3 separate regions of the Mus musculus genome follow, and regions 2 and 3 are each linked to region 1. A link is a loop called in an ENCODE intact Hi-C map of the cell type or tissue named here. Cell type or tissue: left cerebral cortex. All regions are shown on one strand.

What was found. A loop is a pair of places that touch in the nucleus more often than their neighbours do. Peaks named below come from ENCODE experiments on the same cell type or tissue, not always from the same donor. Only the 100,000 strongest peaks of a DNase experiment are listed, where the experiment ranks them.
Region 2: it touches region 1 in a loop (1.9-fold over the local background); 2 of 42 quality-filtered maps call a loop at or near these places.
Region 3: a loop joins it to region 1, with 2.2 times the contacts of the local background. A loop is called at or near these places in 3 of 42 quality-filtered maps.

The regions. Positions count from the first base shown.
Region 1 is chr2:68,309,229-68,311,728 of GRCm38, forward strand. The region is part of intron 12 of Stk39 (serine/threonine kinase 39); the gene reads right to left. Among named protein-coding and RNA genes, the nearest start is that of Stk39, 160 kb to the right of the region's middle. In left cerebral cortex, a CTCF peak has its summit at 1,101; a DNase peak (open chromatin) is centred at 1,101.
Region 2 is chr2:68,033,553-68,036,052 of GRCm38, forward strand. All of the region lies in intron 4 of B3galt1 (UDP-Gal:betaGlcNAc beta 1,3-galactosyltransferase, polypeptide 1), which reads left to right. Among named protein-coding and RNA genes, the nearest start is that of Mir6335, 250 kb to the left of the region's middle. In left cerebral cortex, no CTCF peak of the experiment used is centred here; DNase peaks (open chromatin) are centred at 1,348 and 2,141; H3K27ac peaks cover 1,456 bases.
Region 3 is chr2:68,255,449-68,257,948 of GRCm38, forward strand. The region is part of intron 16 of Stk39 (serine/threonine kinase 39); the gene reads right to left. Among named protein-coding and RNA genes, the nearest start is that of Stk39, 220 kb to the right of the region's middle. In left cerebral cortex, no CTCF peak of the experiment used is centred here; DNase peaks (open chromatin) are centred at 1,234, 1,902 and 2,251; H3K27ac peaks cover 1,613 bases.

The sequences.
Region 1 (2,500 bases):
TCCTGCCATTCAAAATCTCATGGCGAAAGGGAGGATCTATGCAATAAATACTCTCTGCATGCTTTAAAAGAATAACTCAGTCTCATACTATCATTCCCTCTATTGTTAAGGGGGCCTTAATGAAAAGATATGAAGAGTGAGCAAAACCTGCTTTTTATACCATTACTTCGAGTAAGTTTTCACTGTTGCTTGGGCAAGTAAACATGGTGGAAAAAAACAACAGAACCGCAAGAGTGAAACTTTTCACTCAAGATTTTTGGTCTGGTCCTAAGGTATTTCCGCCTCAAGCTCTGCTTTTGTGATCACTACCCTGAGGCATAAACTTGAGAGAGTCAACAACAACAACAAATCCCACCACACTCAAAGAGAAACAGCAATGAAAATGAAGGATAGAGATCTTATTTCTAATTCATTACCAATACTAAAAATCAGCAGAAATCTTCGCAGCAAGCACTTTCTCGAGTCTAAGAGTCTAAAATTCTTGCTCTCTGAGTTCACTCAAAAAGAACTTCATTCTAACTGAAGCGATGGTGAGAAGTGTTATTAATTGTTATTCGCTATTTACTTAGGTAATATTCATGCCTCTGGATTACTCGGAAATGCATGGAAAAGTTAAGGTGGGCAAATGGATAAACAGGACACATATATGGAAAAGCAACATTAGTGACTGGAAACACAGTCATTGGTATGTCACTGCAACAGAATTTAATTCTGCTTTATTTTTGAAAATTTGCATAACATGTTCGTGAAAAATGACTCTTAGAAACGCAACAAACCTCTGACCACTTAGTAGCAGAGGACAAAGCCCTCAACCTAACACCCCTTCTAAGAATCATGCAGGCTGATCCCCAATCTGCCCGCTCCTTCCCTGACCCCCTGCTCCTGAGCTAGCATCAGGATGGAGAGCCAGTCAGGTGACTGGACAGAAGTACCACACACCTTGCAACTTCCCACATATGTATAACACTTCATGTCATGCAGCAGCTACTTCTAGCACAGGGCACATGACTCCTCCAAACATGCACGGGTGCTCAAGGTAAGAGAAAGCTCTCCCATACAAAGTATACTCACTAACAATCAAGTGCAGTTCCGACTGTCACCACTGGGGGATAACTCTATGAAATTAAGCCACAGCTGCATAACTCCATTAAACTGAAACCCCACAAGAAAGCTGACAGGATTAGTAGCAGCTACCCTTCCACAGTACAGAAATTGTACCAAATTGCTTTCTGTCTAAACAATTTGCTACAAGAAGAAGTCCTTGAGCGGGTATGCATTTTGACAGGAAGAAAGAAGGAAAACTACAGATGAATGATGGCTATAACTCTGACACAGACTCTGACAGTCTGACAGGGACCTCAGACCTGGAAAAGAGAGGCAACTGCTTCAGAGCTTCGCAAGGAAAAAGAGGCACTGTCTGCTCCCCAAGTCCTCAGAGCAGGGCCTTGTCTGCTCTCTTTCTATTTTTAATAACACTGTAAGAAAACGCAGTGTGTTGTGCTGGTTTGCATCCTACTTGAGCAGAAGACGGGCATTAGTGGACAGATTAGTAAAATCTATTAAGAATTCCGAAACTTAGCTGATAAGAATGTAGCAGAATCCATTTTTGAGTTTTGATAAATATGCCCAGATTATGTAAAAATTGGACACAGGGAGAAACTGGGGGAGGAGTCCACTACCTTTGCAGCATTTGTACGAACTGAAAATTATTCTAAAGCAGAAAGCTGATGTTTGGAATCACAGATTTCTGATCACACATCTCGCTTCAGTCACAAGGACTCTGAAGGGCAGTGACCTGCACTACACTGCAGCAGCTGCAACCCAGGCTGAGCAGCCTGTGACAGACAGAGGTCAGCATAACATGTTCAGGAAGAGATCAGACCTTCTCTCTGCCTTTATACAGAGATAGAAAACAAACACGGCTGGAGCAGCTAAGCAATAGAGAAACACCTTTCATCAGGATGGTATTAAAAGCTAGTGGCAGTTTAAAAAAAAAAAATCAAGCAACAGAAATAAATGTAATCTTCACATGTGTTTAATCTTTAGTTAAACCTGGTAAAAATTAATTCAGTCTAAATCCGTATTGTAATACTTCTCTAATGAGAATAGTATCCGAGAGCCAGCAAACAGAGACTTTCGTAATTATCCTAGACACAGGAGAGCAAAGACCTTCAACAGTCTCCTCGTAGGATCTGCTTAGCTTAAGTCAAGGGCAATTTTTCAGGTGATTTCTGAAAAATGTCAGCTTCCTTCTTTTATTATTTATTTGTTCATTTATTCATTCACTCATTCAGGGGTGTCATTCTGCACATCTGGATTCAGAGTGACTTCTGCAGTTTTCCTAGTCAGCTGTCTAGACCCTAGCCACTAATCAGAAGTCAAAAATCAGAGTTGCCTAGACCTAACCCTAAACTAGAAAAGAAATTCAACTCTACTGGCTGAGCCTAAGAATCAAGGTTTTGCCTGCTGTGATTGGAGGCAGGGCAGCAAGTCTTTTCAC
Region 2 (2,500 bases), 280 kb before region 1:
GGGGTTGCCACGGAAGTCACACTGACTTTCGGTGCGTGGATATCTACACTTGGATTGGAATGAAAGACGCAATGGCTTTCCTCCTCCTGACTCTTCCTTAACTGATCTCATGCTCTAACCTCTAGAGACTAATCTGTATTTTCTTTTCTCCTTTCCCTCCCTCTGCTTCTGTCCCTCACTGCCACCATGCCTTGTTTTCTTTTGCTTTCCTGCAGCTTCCCTTCCCCTTCCCCAACCCCTTATACAGTTCACCTTTCTGACATATTTTAATTTCTTTTTTTATTGGATATTTTCTTTTCTTTATTTAAATTTCAAATGTTATCCCCTTTTCCAATGCCCCCCAGCCCCTTTTCCAATCCCCCCCCAGCCCGCACAAACTCCCAATCCCATCCTCCCTCCCTCTGCTTCTATGAGGGTGTTCCTCCACCCAACCACCACTCTCGATTCCCCTACACTGGTGCATCTATCGAGTCTTCATAGGACCAAAGACCTCTCCTCCCATTGATGCATAACAAGGCCATCCTCTACTACATATGTAGCCATGTGTTCTCCTTGGTTGATGGCTGTGATGGTTTGTATATTCTTGGACCAGGGAGTGGCACCATTTAGACCTGTGGCCTTGTTGGAATAGGTGTGACCTGGTTAGAGTAGGTGTGTCACTGTGGGTGTGGGCTTAAGACTCTCACCCCAGTTGCCTGGAAGTCAGTCTTCCACTAGCAGCCTTTGGATGAAGACTAGAACTTTCAGCTATGCCTGCACCATGCCTGCCTGGATACTGCCATTCTCCCACCTTGAAGATAATGGACTGAACCTCTGAACCTGTAAGCCAGCCCCGATTAAATATTGTTTTTATAAGATTTGCCTTGGTCATGGTGTCTGTTCACAGCAGTAAAACTCTAACTAAGACAATGGCTTAGTCCCTGGGAGTTCTGCGGTGGGGGTGGGGGTCTGGTTGGTTGATATTGTTGTTCTTCCTATAGGGTTGCAAACCACTTCAACTCCTTCATTCCTTCCTGACTTTGGATTAATTTTAATCTTATAAATTCAACGTATGTAAAACTCTCTCTCTCTCTCTCTCTCTCTCTCTCTCTCTCTCTCTCTCTCTCTCTCTCTCTCTCTCTCTCAGTGTTCTGGTGTTCTGTGTAGTGGATTCAGGCAGAAGGGAGCAGAGAGCCCTCCACTGTCACTTATTAAAGGAGATATAATACGTGTTTGCAGCTGTTTCATCCTGGTGCTAACATTCTGAGAGAACAGGATGCATGAGCAACTTCTGTCCTTTGAAGGAGCAGAGACTTGTGGTGTTTTTTTAGGCCCCATTTTCACAAGGGGAGGTGGGAAGAAAACTGATTTATGCATAGCAGCCTGAGCAAGTGGATGTAGGTGGCAAATTCTTCAGCATGAGATTCTGCAGAGACTCATAAAAATATTAAAGCAATGCATTTTCCTTAGCTCGCCATCTTCTGCGTGGTTGAGGAGAGAAAGGTTGGAGTCCTCACATCTTCTATGTCCTGAGGAAGTTATGACCTTTTTTTCTGTCATCTGGCAGTTTCTATAATTCACAATAGGATCCCGTGCAAGGTCTATGGCTATAGGACTGGAAAGGGGAGTGGGGTAGGTCTCCATCGAAATAATGTAGCAAAAAGCTCTGGAAAGCATGGAGAAAGACTTAGCAAACAGAAAGACATCATTAGTTGCCCACTCACACCTTGAATGAATGAAACGCTAGACAGGAGTGAAGAATTTAGATTGTGTGCACAAGATTCTTGGTGGCTTTTAAAAGAGAACTCGAGGCAGAAGAGAGACATTTGGAGCCACTTAGAATTACGAGCATGTAGATATAATCTGAATGTAATGAACTGCATGATTTGGGAGAATGACAGGCTCATCAGGGAGCAGGGGAAAATGTTCCGTGTGGTAAATACTTTTAAGACCAATGGATTTCTTAAAGTTACCTGTCTACAATAGATGACATTTATCCCATTTTGAAATGGCTCCAGGTGGCAGGAAATACATCCACAAGTAATTTCCTAGTTTTCTGATGCAGTAAGCCATGATCGATAACCTTTCTTTCATTGTTTGGTATTTATTGATCATAGACACTTTAACTGAGAATGACTGTTGAGACACAGACCGCGGCATGCTTTCTGATGGAGCATTAATTAAAGTGTGCAGTAATTTGCAGGCACTTCTCCTTACATCTGTCCAAAGTTTCGGCAACCCAGTGCTCAGCAAAGCAAGCAAGCTCTGAATGTCTGCTTATGAAAGCAGCCATCCAAAAGAGCAGTGAGAACCGAAGTATCTCATGCTATATTGTTCTCTCCGTGCTGCTCACACTATGACTGTCTCTAATGCCCTAGTAGTCATTGGATGATAGTGTGCTAGCCATCTGCTCAGAAAACTGAGAGAAAACTAGGAAAGATGGGCCACATTTGTAGTCCCTTCAACTTAACATTGCACATCCTAAGATATTCAGCATGTTGTAACATATATTTCAAACAGC
Region 3 (2,500 bases), 54 kb before region 1:
TTTCAATATCGGTAAACGCCATGGAAATGTGGCTGAACTGAATGTAAGAGAATCTCAGTCTTTCTACAGTCTCTGTCATGAAAGTCCAATGCTACTCAATCCTGCCGATCACCCGGAACAGACGTGCGCAGTGCTAAACGGAGATGGAACAGCTGTGAACTCTCAGCGCACGTTCCCAAGGGATCCAAGGTTCTGTTGCTTACATACATTGGAGCCTAAAAATGCTTTACTATCACCTAGAAAAACAAAAGAGGAAACTCCATGCAGGGTCTGCTATGCCATGAGTGGTAATATTAGTATTTTCTAAGGTAAAATAAATGTATGTGCTTGGCTTGCATGTATGTCTCTGTAACATGTGCATGCTTGGTGGCCCAGGAAGTCAGAGGAGGGTATTGATTTCCTGAAACCGGAGTTATAGGCGGGGCCAGCCACCATGTGAAAGCTAGGAATTGACTCGAAACCCTCTAGAAAGACAAACAAAACGATCCCAACTACTGAGACATCTCTCCATTCCCAACAAGGTTAGTTTTAATTTTGTAAAAATGTTAACTATTCATTAGAGTAAAAAGTATACCAACTTCCAAGCAGATAAGATAACCAAGCAAATCAGAAAAGCAAAGGAGAATAATAACATTGTGAAGCCACAGAGATTGAGGAACAAGGACAGCCCGCATTAGGATACTGAAAACAAAAAGTAAAGGTGGCCCCCATGTGAATAGGGCGAACCTGGGATGCTTATGAACAATGCTAATTCCTAGCCTCTCTGCCCAGGACTCCTGCTGCTGGGACTTGAGGTTGGAGCCTGGAAGTTCACACCTGTAAGAAGTGTAAGACGAGATCATGATACAGGAATCTCACTGTCTGGACTCCCCAAAACATCCAAACTCAAGAACATCCTAGTGGAAAAGACGATTTCCTTCCCAAAAGTCATGTGATAAGAACGAGGCGGAGAGAGGGTGAAGGGAGAACGGCACACAAATGCAAACCAAACTCCTGTTGATCATAATTTCATTTTAAAGGGAGCAGCGATGTTGTCGCTGTCCTAAATCATCCATTCATGTGCTGCTCCAGGGGTAAATCTGTGAAATGGGATAACGTGTATTTCTTTATCCACCATATTGAGTGGTAAGGATGAGAGAGAGCCCACAGCTGAGAAGACAGGTCCCAGCACCAGAAGCACAGCATGAAGAGAGGCGGGCGCATGCCATACAATGATAAAACCCCACGCTCTGAGGCTCCACACGTGTGTCTTCCAGCTGATGGGTGTGAAGGGCTGGCAGGGAGCAAGCATTTCTGCAGACTCTTACAAAGGAAGCCGATTTTACATGCAGTCCTGCAGAAAATGAGTCTTTCAGAAAATAATGAACAATATCTCTCAAAGTCCTCAGCCAACTTACAAGGACATATATGTATTTTCAAATAGGCCATATCTATTTATTAGTATTAAGTATTAAATTTTAAAAAACATTATTTTCATAAAACATTATTAAAATAAGCTTCATAACATCCTGGCTCAAAATGTGTCAGTAATATTGCATAAAATAATGCAGAAATATGTCTCCCCTTTTAGAAATAGACATTCTAACATCTGCTTTCAAAATCCACCTAAAGAGAGCCCAGGCAGGGTGGCAGAGAACCCTAGTGACAGCAGTCAGCAGGCTCACACATGAACCGGCCCACCCGCCTCCAGTCCTCAGCTCGGGCATCTGGCCCCTGGCCTCTGCACTGAGTCTTGCAGGCTGCCTGCCGGTGGTGGGCAGCTTTGAGGAGCACTGCATTCTCCTTACAAACCCCATTCCTTTATCCAACTGGTGAGATACCAAAAGCCATTAAAGAAAATGACAAAGACCTTGCACAAGTCCAGTGCAAAATTTAGAACTACTTTTATAATACAGAGAAAGCCACGTGGCTCTGCGTAGCCACCTCCTAGGGAGACTTCTTTTCCCATGGGTAACTAACTGATCCTCAGGGGTGAGAGGGGATTTTTCTGAGTTCTCCCTATCAGTTTTCTTGGTAATCCTCTTTAAAATAACTGTAACGAGGACTCCGCTCTTGTCTATTTACATTTTATAGCCAACCTAGGCAGACAAGATAAGCAAATTTATACATGCATATCATCTACTTTCTTTTTGCCTCACGAATTTACTTTTTTAAGCAACAGCCAGCCAGAAGGCAGTGCTGTCTTCTGCATGTCTATTTACACAAGGCCTGAGAGTGTTGCCTGCTTCTTGCCTAAGGTGGTGTTAACTTTAAACATAACAGGGGTGGGTTTATGATTTCCACCTACGAACAGTGCATAAATTTTGCCCTACCCTTGTTCTCCATGAAAGCAGCCTTTCTGGGCTGTACAGCGGCCTTCCTTCAATCCACACTGTGCCGTGTGAAGCTTTGCGCTCTCCAGGCAGCTTACCCCACAGCTAGGTAATCAGACTTTTGTAATGTGTGTTTGCTCTGCTGTAGTAAAAGCCATGGCACCCACTGCTCCATGCCACGGGGCACT